Linked DNA regions of Homo sapiens: region 2 is linked to region 1. The links are chromatin loops, found by intact Hi-C in ENCODE. Cell type or tissue: CD14-positive monocyte. All regions are shown on one strand. Links, peaks and the distances in the headings refer to the core of each region. The heading gives the core; the rest is flanking DNA. Region 1 overlaps ANKHD1-EIF4EBP3 (ANKHD1-EIF4EBP3 readthrough). Region 2 overlaps ANKHD1-EIF4EBP3 (ANKHD1-EIF4EBP3 readthrough).

Region 1 (6,555 bases), core at 592-5,591:
TAATTATCAACAAAATATTTTCATGTTAAGCTATCTCTTGCATTCCTAGAATAACTCTACTTGATCATGATGTTTTTTCTTTTAATAATGGAATTATAAATAAGTATACAGTTTTTGTATGAAAATGTTTTTATTTCTCTGGAGCATGTACCTATGGATGGAATTACTAAATCATATGCTAGTTCTGTGTTTAACTATTTGAAGGATTGAAGGAGTGCCAGATTGTTTTCCAAAGTGGCTGTACCATTTTACATTCCTACCTGCAGTGTATGAAGGTTTCAATTTCTCCACATCCTCACCAATATTATTATCTGTCTTTCTGATTGTAGCCATCCTAGTGGGTGTGAAGTGGATATCTTGTGACTTGGATTTGATTTTCCCTGATGGCTAATGATATTGAACATCTATCTTTCTCTGTGCTTATTGGTCATTTGTATATTTTCTTTGGAGAAATGTCTATTCAGATCCTTTTTCTGTTTTTAAAAAATAGCTTTATTGAGGTATATTTGACAAATAAAAATTTGTGTATATTTAAAATGTATAACTTGGTTTTTTTTTTTAATTAATTTTTTTCTTTTTCCTTTTTTTTTTTTTTTTTTTTTAAGAGACAGGGTTTTACTCTGTTGCCAAGGCTGAGTGCAGTGACATGATTATAGCTCACTAGAGCCTCAAACTCCTGGGCACATGCAATCCTCCTGCCTCCCAAGTAACTGGGACTACAGGCATAGGTCACCATGCCTGGCTAATTTTCTTATTTTTTTACAGAGATGGGATCTTGCTATATTGCCCAGGCTAGTCTCAAACTCCTGGGCTCAAGCAATCTTTCCTCCTCAGTCTCCCAAAGTGCTTGTATTACAGGCGTGAGCCACCATGCCCAGCCTGCATATAACTTGATGTTTTCATAATCTGTTTTTTAAATGGACTGTCTTTTCATTCGTGAGTTGTAAGATTTTTTTTTTATATATTATAGATACAAGTCCCTTACCAGTTGTATGATTTGCAAAAATATTTTTCCCATTTTATAGGTTGACTGTTTACTTTTTTTTTTTTTTTGAGACAGTCTCACTCTGTCACCCAGGCTGGAGTGCGGTGCCATGATCTCGGCTCATTGCAACCTCTGTCTCCCAGGTTCAAGTGATTGTCCTGCCTCAGCCTCTCGAGTAGCTGAGACTGCAAGTCCGTGCCACCACACCCAGTTAATTTTTGTATTTTTAGTAGAGATGAGGTTTCGCCATGTTGGCTACATTAGTCTCGAACTCCTGACCTCAGGTAATCCACCGACCTCGGCCTCTCAAAGTGCTGGGATTATAGGTGTGAGCCACCACGCCCAGCTGATTTTTTACTTTCTTGATGATTCCTTTGAAGTATAAAAGTTTTTAATTTTGATGGTGTCCAGTTTATTTTTTCTTGTTGGCATTTATAAATGTGTTTTGAGAGTAACATCCATGGAAATCCCTGTGTATCATAAAAATATCATTTCATTCTTTATTTTACATTACTGCCTTATTGGTAAAATTATATACCTGCTTTATTTCCAGTCAAGAGAAGAGAGCAGAAAGCAGGCTCTTGCTGCTAAAAGAGAAAAAAGAAAAGAAAAGAGAAAAAAGAAAAAAGAGGAACAGAAAAGGAAACAGGAAGAAGATGAAGAAAACAAACCTAAGGAGAATTCGGAACTACCAGAGGATGAAGATGAAGAGGAGAATGATGAAGATGGTGAGAAACAAACCATCTGAATTAACGATAAAATTCTCCTTTGTTTATCAACTTCATTTTGAGTGCTCTTTGCTCTAGTTAACTCTAGTTAAACATTTGATTACTTTATTAATCTGAAATGGACAATGACTTTTATAGTAAATATTTGTAAGTGTTTTGCATTGTAAATTAATGCAGAGAAACAAGAGGGAAAACAAGCGCATAATTTGAATAAATTCAGTTGTAATTTAAGTCACCTTGTAAAACACTGCATATATACTAAAAGCAATACAGTGAGAAGTTTGCCACCTTTTTTTGAGATTCTTCTCTAACTCTTCCTCTCCTGATTAGAAGTAAAATTTCTCAGTTTACTTTTAGCTGAGATTCAGGCTCAAGGATATAGAGGCCTGAAATGTCAGTAGAGATGGGTTTAGTACTCTCAAAGAGTTATTTATTGTACTGTCTGGCAGTGCTTGTAGTAGGCAAATAATTTTGTTCTACTTGGATTCTAATTCTAAAATACTATTTGAAAAATGTCCTAAATTCAAATTATATTGTGGTTTGGGTTCATGAGACTAGAATTAAGAATATTAAGAATATTGGGCCGGGTGCAATGGCTCACACCTGTAATCCCAGCACTTTGGGAGGCCGAGAGCGGATCACGAGGTCAGGAGTTTGAGACCAGCCTGACCAATATGGTGAAACCCCGTCTCTACTTAAAAAAAAAAAAAAATTACAAAATTAGCCTGGGATTACAGGCGTGGTGGCACATGCCTATAATCCCACCTACTCAGGAGGCTGAGGCAGGAGAATTGCTTGAACCTGGGAGGCGGAGGTGGTGAGCCGAGTTCACGCCATTGCACTCCAGCCTGGGTGACAGGAGCAAAACTCTGTCTCAAAAAAAAAATAAAAAGAAAAAAAAGAATATTAAGAATGTTGCTAGTATGTGTGTCCTATACCACCTTAGACAAGAAAATATATTTTATATTTGTTCTAACAACAAATAATAGTAAATATTTATTAGGCTAACAAGAGCAAAGATTTTTTTTGTGTGTTTTTTTGAGATGAGGTCTCCCTCTGCCACCCAGGCTGGAGTGCAGTGGTGCAATCTCGGCTCACTGCAACCTCTGCCCCCCAGGTTCAGGTGATCCGCCCACCCCAGCCTCCCCAGTAGCAGGGACCACAGGTATGCACCACCATCCCCAGCTAATTTTTGTATTTTTTGTAGAGACAAGATTTCGCCATGTTGCCCAGGAGATCTTGAACTCTTGAGCTCAAGTAATCAATCCACCTGCCTTGGCCTCCCACAGTGCTGAAATTACAGGCATGAGCCACTGCACCTGGCCACAGTAAAAGATTTCTTTATTTCAGCTGGGCGCAGTGGCTCACACCTGTAATCCCGCACTTTGGGAGGCCGAGGCGGGTGGATCTTGAGGTCAGGAGTTTGAGATCAGCCTGGCCAACATGGTGAAACCCTGTCTCTACTAAAAGTACAAAAATTAGCCGGGCATGGTGGCACATGCCTGTAGTCCCAGCTACCCAGGAGGCAGAGGTTGCAGTGAGCCAATATCGCACCACTGCATTCCAGCCTAGGCGACAGAGCAAGACTCCATCTAAAAAAAAAAAAAAAAGATTTCTTTATTTCTTAGTGAATACTGGTGAAAGGAAAATATGATGTAAAACACTGAATTATTATGAATTATCAAATATATTCTGTCAGAATTTGTTTTGAGATCTGTGACTCAGTATGATTTTTATTCTTTTTAACAATTTCAGTGGAGCAAGAAGTTCCCATAGAACCTCCTAGTGCAACCACCACCACTACGATTGGAATCTCTGCAACATCTGCAACATTCACAAATGTGTTTGGGAAAAAAAGGGCCAATGTGGTGACAACTCCCAGCACCAATCGGAAAAATAAGAAGAACAAAACAAAAGAAACCCCTCCTACAGCACATTTAATTTTACCAGAACAACATATGTCTTTAGCCCAACAAAAGGCAGATAAAAATAAAATAAATGGAGAACCTAGAGGTGGTGGTGCAGGTGGGAATAGTGATTCAGATAACTTGGACAGCACAGACTGCAACAGTGAGAGTAGCAGTGGTGGTAAAAGCCAAGAGTTAAATTTTGTGATGGATGTGAATTCCTCTAAATACCCCTCACTGCTCCTTCATTCCCAAGAAGAAAAGACAAGTACTGCTACTTCCAAAACTCAGACACGGTAAATTTTTCTGATTTGTTAACTCTACCTGCACCTTTCCTTCTTCATGCCTGGTACAAGAATTTGAAGTATATTAATCCAAGTACAAGTTGTGTTAAACAATTGAAGTCTACCACATTATCTATCTTCAATATTCAAAACTGAAATTCACCCATGTCCTCTTTATCATTTGCTAGTTAGGAAATGAGATTATTAGAAATTTTTATAGGATTCATAGTCTGAAGTTGAAAATATTTGCATGCTTTGATTTTATCTATGTCATTTTTATTGATTATAGTCTAATTTTTGGCATCTGAATCCATTTTAATACTAAAATAAATGATGGGTTCTTTGCTCTATTTCTGTTTTTCTGACTCATTGATTATTTGATGTGCCAAAGTTTAATACGAATATTTCAGCGTAACTCTGGCTATAAAGGAATAGTCTCTTGAGTTTCTATCTTAAAACTTATCTTTTATTGTACTTGCTATTTGTCTCTTCTTAGACTTGAAGGTGAAGTGACTCCTAATTCCTTGTCAACCAGCTACAAGACAGTGTCATTGCCATTAAGCTCTCCAAACATAAAGCTGAATCTCACTAGCCCTAAAAGGGGTCAGAAAAGAGAAGAAGGGTGGAAAGAAGTTGTACGAAGGTAAATAGAATTAGTTCCATCTTTTTAGCTTTCATATATTTTCCCTTTCTCATGTGAGATGGCTACCTAGTTAATTAATGAATAATTTGAATGTGGTTATTATTTTAAACTGCATTGCCACACTAAATCCAGAATATGCTAAAGCAAAATTAGAAGCAGTATGTAAATTTTGCATGCATATTTTATATGACACAAGAAATTTTGGCTTTTTTGGATAACCTCAGTTGCTTTTTATGTAGTTCAAATGTAAAGGCTTTCTCTTGCTTTTTTTCTTTCTCATGTCTCAGTAATTCTAGAACTAAAGTACTAATAATCAACTTTAGATTCAGAATACATGTCAGCTCATCATTGACCTGAGGCTTTATTTTTTATTGCTAAGTATGAGCTGTTGATACTGGTTTAAAATGAATATGCTAGCATAGTTATTCTGTGTGGATTTTAATAATATGGTATTCATTATTTTAACAGGGTCATTGCAGTTTAGTTGATGTGTAATATTTTGGGCAGATTTGAATGCTTATATTGTGAGTGATTTAAATATAATTTTTGTTTTCAATGGCAGTGTAATTTTTAAAATTAGGTTCTCTGAAACTGCAGAGCAATGTAATTTTTAACTTTACTAAATTCAATTCAATATTACAAGAGATCAATTTCTAAAATAAAAACTTTTAATAATTTCCTCTTTAGCATTTAAGAAATGTTATTCTCCAAAATGTCCATGAACATACTTACTAAGACATCTTTCTTAATAAAGAGACATTTAATTTCATAAGCTCATGTGTATTCTTCATTTTATAGGTCAAAGAAATTGTCTGTTCCAGCCTCAGTGGTGTCGAGGATAATGGGAAGAGGAGGATGCAACATCACTGCAATACAGGATGTTACTGGTGCCCATATTGATGTGGATAAACAAAAAGATAAGAATGGCGAGAGAATGATCACAATAAGGTAATTGTGCAAAATGTATACTGCTAGTTCTGAGTAGAAATTATAAGAAGCATACCTTTGTCAGGTATGGTATAATTAAGAACTTTATTTGATGGTTAAGATTACCTTTTTTTTTTTTTTTAATGTTTTTGGTCTTGTTTCTGTTTTTTTTTTTCCCTTAGGGGTGGCACAGAATCAACAAGATATGCAGTTCAACTAATCAATGCACTCATTCAAGATCCTGCTAAGGAACTGGAAGACTTGATTCCTAAAAATCATATCAGAACACCTGCCAGCACCAAATCAATTCATGCTAACTTCTCATCTGGAGTAGGTACCACAGCAGCTTCCAGTAAAAATGCATTTCCTTTGGGTGCTCCAACTCTTGTAACTTCACAGGCAACAACGTTATCTACGTTCCAGCCCGCTAATAAACTTAATAAGAATGTTCCAACAAATGTACGTTCTTCTTTCCCAGTTTCTCTACCCTTAGCTTATCCTCACCCTCATTTTGCCCTGCTGGCTGCTCAAACTATGCAACAGATTCGGCATCCTCGCTTACCCATGGCCCAGTTTGGAGGAACCTTCTCACCTTCTCCTAACACATGGGGACCATTCCCAGTGAGACCTGTGAATCCTGGCAACACAAATAGCTCTCCAAAGCATAATAACACAAGCCGTCTACCTAACCAGAACGGGACTGTTTTACCCTCAGAGTCTGCTGGACTAGCTACTGCCAGTTGTCCTATCACTGTCTCTTCTGTAGTTGCTGCCAGTCAGCAACTGTGTGTCACTAATACCCGGACTCCTTCATCAGTCAGAAAGCAGTTGTTTGCCTGTGTGCCTAAGACAAGTCCTCCAGCAACAGTGATTTCTTCTGTGACAAGCACTTGTAGTTCCCTGCCTTCTGTCTCCTCTGCACCTATCACTAGCGGGCAAGCTCCCACCACATTTCTACCTGCAAGTACTTCTCAAGCACAGCTTTCTTCACAAAAGATGGAGTCTTTCTCTGCTGTGCCACCCACCAAAGAGAAAGTGTCCACACAGGACCAGCCCATGGCAAACCTATGTACCCCATCTT
Region 2 (6,555 bases), core at 833-5,832, 60 kb before region 1:
CATAGGTGGTATTTGTATACTTTCTTCAGGAGGTAATAAGTATATAGTTGTCTCTCTTTTTGTGATATTATTAGCCATTGATGAGCATTGCTTAGATCCATTAATTCCTTAGGGGTTACAAAGGGGTGATACTCTAAGTTCTTTTATTCCTTCTTTGTTTATTCCTTCCTTGACTATCTATAAAGAGAAACTTTCCCTCAACTATTTGCCTGTAAATTAAATACAAATCATCATATAAAAATGGCAAGAAAGGCCAGGCGTGGTGGCTGTAATCCCAGCACTTTGGGATGCCGAGGTGGGCGGATCACAAGGTCAGGAGATCAAGACCATCCTGGCTAACACCGTGAAACCCCATCTCTACTAAAAAATACAAAAAATTAGCCAGGCGTGGTGGTGGACGCCTATAGTCCCGGCTACTCAGGAGGCTGAGGCAGGAGAATGGCGTGAACCCGAGAGGCAGAGCTTGCAGTGAGCCGAGATGGTGCCACTGCACTCCAGCCTGGGTGACAGAGCGAGACTCCATCTCAAAAAAAAAAAAAAAGAATGGCAAGAAAAATGTTTGTCTTTTTTTCCCCCTTTATCTGCCAGTTTCCAAAGTGATGAGGTAGTCCCTTAGCATCCTTCAAAGGTGATCAGTGAAGTGTTTTTTTGTTTGGTTTTGTTTTGAGACAGGGTCTCACTCTGTTACCCTGGCTGGAATGTAGTGGTGTGATTGTGGCTCACTGCAACTTTGAACTCCTGGGCTCAAGGGATCCTCTTGCCTCAGCCTTCCAAGTAGCTGGGACTACAGGCATACACCACTATGCCCCGCTAATTTTTTTTTTTATTTTTTGTAGAGGTGGGGTCTTGCTTGTTGCTTAGGCTGATCTCAAAGTCTTGGCCTCAAGCAGTCCTCTCACTTTGTTCTCCCAAAGCGCGGAGATTACAGGCATGAGCCACTGTGCCTGGCCCTGTTTTTTTGTTTTTTATTTGAACATCATTTTGAACTTTCAGATTTAAATATATAAGATGGCCTTTACTTCATCACGGTCATTCTTTGTGATGTAAAAATTGTCAGAAGATGGGACAGTTTGAATATCTTTGGTCAGTAAGGTTAGCTCCTAAATCCTTTTGACATGACCTCATTGTAGTCTCTGATAGTTTCCTTGCTTTCTCATATGGCAAAGTGTTCCAGGCTCATCTTGTACAGTTCCTGCTCCAGCCTTGGGATCAGTCATTTTTCTAAGAAGCCCTAATTTCATTATTTAGTAAATGGTACTTAGAGACCACAATCTAAGCTAGAGATGCTATTTATGCTTATTTAGTCTACTACCATTGTCTCTAGGCTTTAGTTGGTCAGGGCTGGGGAATATATATTTTTCTTATAGATCAAATATATCAGGAATTCATTGGTCACCTTCGAAGGATGCTAAGGGACCACCTCAGTACTTCCAATTCAGAACCACAAGGGTTTTTTTTGGTTTTGTTTTGTTTTTGAGACAGAGTCTTGCTCTGTTGCCCAGACTGGAGTGGAGTGGCATGATCTGGGCTCACTGTAACCTCCGCCTACTGGGCTCAAGCAATTCTCCCATCTCAGCCTCCCAAGTAGCTGGGACTACAGGCATGTGCCATCATGCCTGGCTAATTTTTTTGTTTGTTTGTTTGTTTTGGTAGAGACAGGGTTTCACCACGTTGCCCAGGCTGGTCTCAAACTCCTGTGCTCAAGTGATCTGCCCGCCTCAGCCTCAGCCTCCCAAAGTGCAAGGGTTACAGGTTTGAGCCACCATGCCTGGCTAGAACCACAAGATTTTTACTTAAGTTCAAGAATCTTATATCTCACCTAAGGTTGGGAGTTCAAGACCAGCCTGGCCAACATGGTAAAACCCTATCTCTACTAAAAATACAAAAATTAGCCAAGCGTGGTGGCATGTGCCCGTGATACCACCTACTCGAGAGGCTGGGCCAGGAGACTTGCCTGAACCCAAGAGGCAGAGGTTGCAGCTGAGTCATGCCACTGCACTCCAGCCTGAGCGACAGAGTGAGACTATCTCTCAAAAAAAAAAAAAAAAACTTATATCTGTGTTTTCCCTTAACCATGCCCAAAATTTCTGTTCTCACGAAATAATTGCTCATTTGATTTATACCACAATATCCATAGAACTGTCTCTGAATACAAACCAAAAGTACCACCAATATGATTTCTGAAAAATGCTTAATATTTTTTGGTTTTGCAGCTCTTTTATTCCTTAGGGTATATCTTACTACTGATGTAAGGGCAAATTACTGTGTTTTAAAATCATTTGGTTTAGTTCTTTTTGGTATGACTCAAATTATTTTTATAAAGCATATTTAAAGGAAAACTAGTATACTTAAAATGCATTTTGATATTTTCACATTTTGAATTCTTCAGTTTCACCAGATTGCAAAATTGGACTATCTAATACAATTTTACAGTTCACAAAGTAAATGTATGCTTTTTTGTTTGCTAGGCGCTAATGTGCATGCTACAACAGCAACAGGAGACACAGCCTTAACCTATGCTTGTGAAAATGGACATACGGATGTTGCAGATGTTTTACTTCAAGCAGGGGCTGATTTAGTAAGATATTTTTAATTTCAAATATTTTTGCGTTAATGTTAATATCCATTTATACTTAACATTTAGAAAACACTAAAGATCAATGGTTTGCGTACTTTGTATACAGTAACTTAAAAAAGCTTGGCTACCTGTTCTAGTTGTTGTATGTATTAAATGTATTTGAAAATACTTAGTGTTGAACAGGGCATACTGTTTCTTTTCCTAGGTAAAACTACTAGTTTGTTTCTTCCTTTCACTCCACCCCCATTTGACATTCCTGTGCTTTTTAAACTGCCATCTGTTAGATATATCATAAATTCAATGATGTGTTCACAGAATAGAGTAACAAGTCAAGTCACTTTGAGTGATTTATTATTATTTTAATTGACACATGATAATTGAACATATTAATGGGGTACAGAGTGATATTTCAATACATGTATATAATGTGTAATTATCAAATCAGAGTAATTAGTACATCCATCATCATTTTGAATGATTTCTGTTGTTTCTCTGATTAGACATTTCAAAACAAAGCTACTATTGTTAATCATCCTTCTAGTACATTCCTACAAATTCTATTCTTTTTGTGTTTTCTGTTTTGGTTTTTCAAAATTTCAAATTAGGTGGCAGGTTCATATGTGTAATAATCTATATAAAAATAATATTCCATTTAAATGTTCATGCCTCTTGCTGAAATGTGTGCTTTGCCTAGCTTTTATTTTGTGAGAGTGCTTTAAACTGCTTCCTAGAGTTTTTCCCAGAATTCTCTGATACATTTCTTAAAAACTTATGTGTGACATACATAGCTGTAAATGTTATAGAGAATTAGATTTCTTAGTTTTGCTTATTTAGAAAAAACTATGCAAGTATTACCTTTTAAATCATCCAAGTAGATACCTGAGAACATTATTGGAAAATAATTATTAACCAAAATAAATGTGTAGTATGATTGTTATTTATTATCATTTCTACTAATACAAAATATTGTAATGAAAACACTATCATTCATTCTTATTAATTAGGACCTTCCCTATCAGTTATAATTTTTGGGAGGTATGCTTTTTTGTCTGAGAATTGTGACAGCAATATATGTTAAGTACATCTTAGTCTTTTGACTTCTTTCTATATCTTTTTCCTTTTATAGAGTTGCTTTGAGTCGTCTATAAAAATTAGGAATTGAAGTTTGTCATTCAAAATAAAGAAATAGAGTAGAACTTAAAAGCTTAGATAATATAAGCAAAATTTAATACTCTTATCCTCTAAATTCTTACCTGGATTCTCTCTTCATTGTATTTTCTACAACAAAGTCACTGTCTTAACCTGTTGGGAGTTCTTCTAAAAAATTGAATAGGGCTGGGTGCAGTGGCTCATGCCTGTAATCCCAGCACTTTGGGATGCCGAGGTGGGTGGATCACCTGAGGTCAGGTGTTAAAGACCAGCCGGACTAACTTGGTGAAACCCTGTCTCTACCAAATACAAAAAGTTAGCTGGGTGTGGTGGCACATGCCTGTAATCCCAGCTACTTGGGAGGCTGAGGCAGAAGAATCAGTTGAACCCAGGAGGTGGAGGTTGCAGTGAGCCTAGATTGCGCCATTGCACTCCAGCCTGGGCAACAAGAGCAAAAACGCCATCTCAAAAAAAAAAAAAAGAAAAAAATTAAATAGGATAAAAGAGGAGCTATCTGGTAAATGTACTCTAATGTATAACAAAACCATACTGATTGTGACCAAGTTAATATCTGTTACATTTTTAAATATTTTATTTTTACTGTCTTCTGGAATTAGTTAAAATAGAGTGTTTATTATTTAGTTCCTTAGAAGAACTACATTAATTGAACAGATAGAGCTATTTGAACTTACCGTATTTACTTACTTTCAAAATGTAAGATTAAAAATGGCCCAGATAGGCCAGGCGCAGTGGCTCACGCATGTAATCCCAGCACTTTGGGAGACCGAGGCGGACGGACCACCTGAGGTCAGGAATTCGAGACCAGCCTGGCCAACATGGTGAAACCTGTTTGTACTAAAAATACAAAAAAATTAGCCGGGCATGGTGGCGGGCCCCTGTAATCCCAGATACTTGGGAGAATCACTTGAACTCAGGAGGCGGAGGTTGCAGTGAGCTGAGATAGTGCCATTGCACTCCAGCCTGGGCAACAAGAGTGAAACTCCATCTGGGAGAAAAAAAAAAAAGGCTCAGATAAATACATATCTTAATTATTCAATACAGAAGTAATGCCATTGTTCTAACATAATTATTCATTTTTATCTTGCAATCTATTTTTACATTCATATTTACATGAAATTATAGACACAATATATAATACAGTTGTTTTCTATTTTTTCACTATGTGTTCTTGTGTTCTATCATAATCTTTACCATATTACTATATAGTCTCTATAACTCTTGCATCATATTCCATCAAGTTGATGAACCATACTCGTTCATTAATTATGGAACTTTTGCTTTTCATTTTTCACTATTACAAATACTGTTAGATTTAATAACTCTATATGTATAACTTTTTACCTTTTCTTATTTTGAATTATTTTATATATTGATTTTAAGTTTTAAAAATGTATAGCCTCTTCCATGCTTTTGCTATTTGTGGACTGATATCTTAATTTTAATATTATTTCTTTTCCTCATTATAAAAAGCAATACTGTTCTTCATATAAAATGTGGAAATGCTGGGCTTGTAGTCCTAGCTACCAAGGAGGCAGAGGTGTGAGGATTGCATGAGCCCAGGAGTTAAAGGCTGCAGTGCACAATGAGCATGCCTGTGAACAGCCATTGTATGCTAGCCTGGGCAACATAGTGAGACCCTTCTCTTAAAATAATTTTTTAGGAGAAAAAGAAAATGTGGAAAGTATGGGAAAGTATAATAACTTTTATATTTAAAACCTATGAATATTTGTGAGTAAAATTTGTGACAGTGAAAAAAATATAAAACCTATGAATAAATTTTATTTCAGGCTTTATTGTAGGCCAGAGGAAAGAAAAAGTTCTAGTCAAAAACAGGGAAACCTCAGAGTAAAGCAGGCAGATTAGTCCCTGAGTCCTGGGAAAAAGTGACTGGTAATTCTTATCAACTTTATCTTACAAGGCAGTACCATCTTACTTGTCCTTCATTCTTTGCTGCTGTCTTCTAATATCTGTTTTGGGCTATAATAATTTCCTCCAGCAGTTTGCAGATAGAGGACTGTCCATCCCCCATTGCATGCAGTGGAGATGTATTTCATTCCTGGCATCTCATAGATATGTTCTCAGTTTAAGGTTTAAGTGTACTAATTCTTTTTTTTTTTTTTTTTTTTTTTTTTTTTTTTTTTTTTTTGATGTGGGGTCTGGCTCTGTTACCCAGGGTGGAATGCAGTGGCACGATCTCGGCTCACTGCAACCTTCTCCTCCTGGGTTCAAATGATTCTCCTTCCTTAGCCTCCCGAGTAGCTAGAATTACAGGTATGTGCTAAAATCCAGCCTGGGTGACAGGGCAAGACTCCGTCTCAAAAAAAAAACAAAAAAAAACAAAAAAACAAAAACGTAGTTTATCACTGACTTACCTCTGTAACCATAAAGTAAGCCCTCTGACCTTTGTTGCTTTCTTTGGACTGTATTCTGCTGACTGAGTGAACTATATTGGGCATTTTCCAAAAATAGTTGAGCAATTGGAAACTAGGTAATTTAGACATGGGTACATTAGTACTCTGTAGTTCTTCTTCCTGGAACTTATTTCCTTTTAAATGAGATTTGATATGGACCTCCCTTAATAGAAAGAAAAATATCTTATGGATCAGTTTATTATCTGTATTAAATCTTATAAATAGAAAACATAGACCCAAGTCCTCTTTTATAAGATTTTTTAAAAAATTTAAACAATATATTGTGTATCTCTCTAGACATTTCTGTATACCCAAAATATGTACATTTAATATATGTGATATAACATCTTTCCGTGTTCCAGTAGATTTCCCATTCTTTTTCACAGGTACCCAGTG

What was found. Hi-C counts contacts between places; a loop is a spot of excess contacts. Peaks named below come from ENCODE experiments on the same cell type or tissue, not always from the same donor. Only the 100,000 strongest peaks of a DNase experiment are listed, where the experiment ranks them.
Region 2: a loop joins it to region 1, with 2.5 times the contacts of the local background. A loop is called at or near these places in 2 of 110 quality-filtered maps.

The regions. Positions count from the first base shown.
Region 1 is chr5:140,522,528-140,529,082 of GRCh38, forward strand. It overlaps ANKHD1-EIF4EBP3 (ANKHD1-EIF4EBP3 readthrough), which reads left to right. Exons shown (of 36, transcript NM_020690.6): 25 at 1,539-1,713; 26 at 3,469-3,916; 27 at 4,401-4,547; 28 at 5,346-5,495; 29 at 5,657-6,555. It overlaps ANKHD1 (ankyrin repeat and KH domain containing 1), which reads left to right. Exons shown (of 34, transcript NM_017747.3): 25 at 1,539-1,713; 26 at 3,469-3,916; 27 at 4,401-4,547; 28 at 5,346-5,495; 29 at 5,657-6,555. It also overlaps the pseudogene LOC124901194. Among named protein-coding and RNA genes, the nearest start is that of EIF4EBP3, 22 kb to the right of the region's middle. In CD14-positive monocyte, for the core only: no CTCF peak of the experiment used is centred there; no DNase peak of the experiment used is centred there; H3K27ac peaks cover 1,195 bases.
Region 2 is chr5:140,462,199-140,468,753 of GRCh38, forward strand. ANKHD1-EIF4EBP3 (ANKHD1-EIF4EBP3 readthrough) reads left to right here. Exons shown (of 36, transcript NM_020690.6): 10 at 2,469-2,578. ANKHD1 (ankyrin repeat and KH domain containing 1) reads left to right here. Exons shown (of 34, transcript NM_017747.3): 10 at 2,469-2,578. Among named protein-coding and RNA genes, the nearest start is that of ANKHD1-EIF4EBP3, 64 kb to the left of the region's middle. In CD14-positive monocyte, for the core only: no CTCF peak of the experiment used is centred there; no DNase peak of the experiment used is centred there.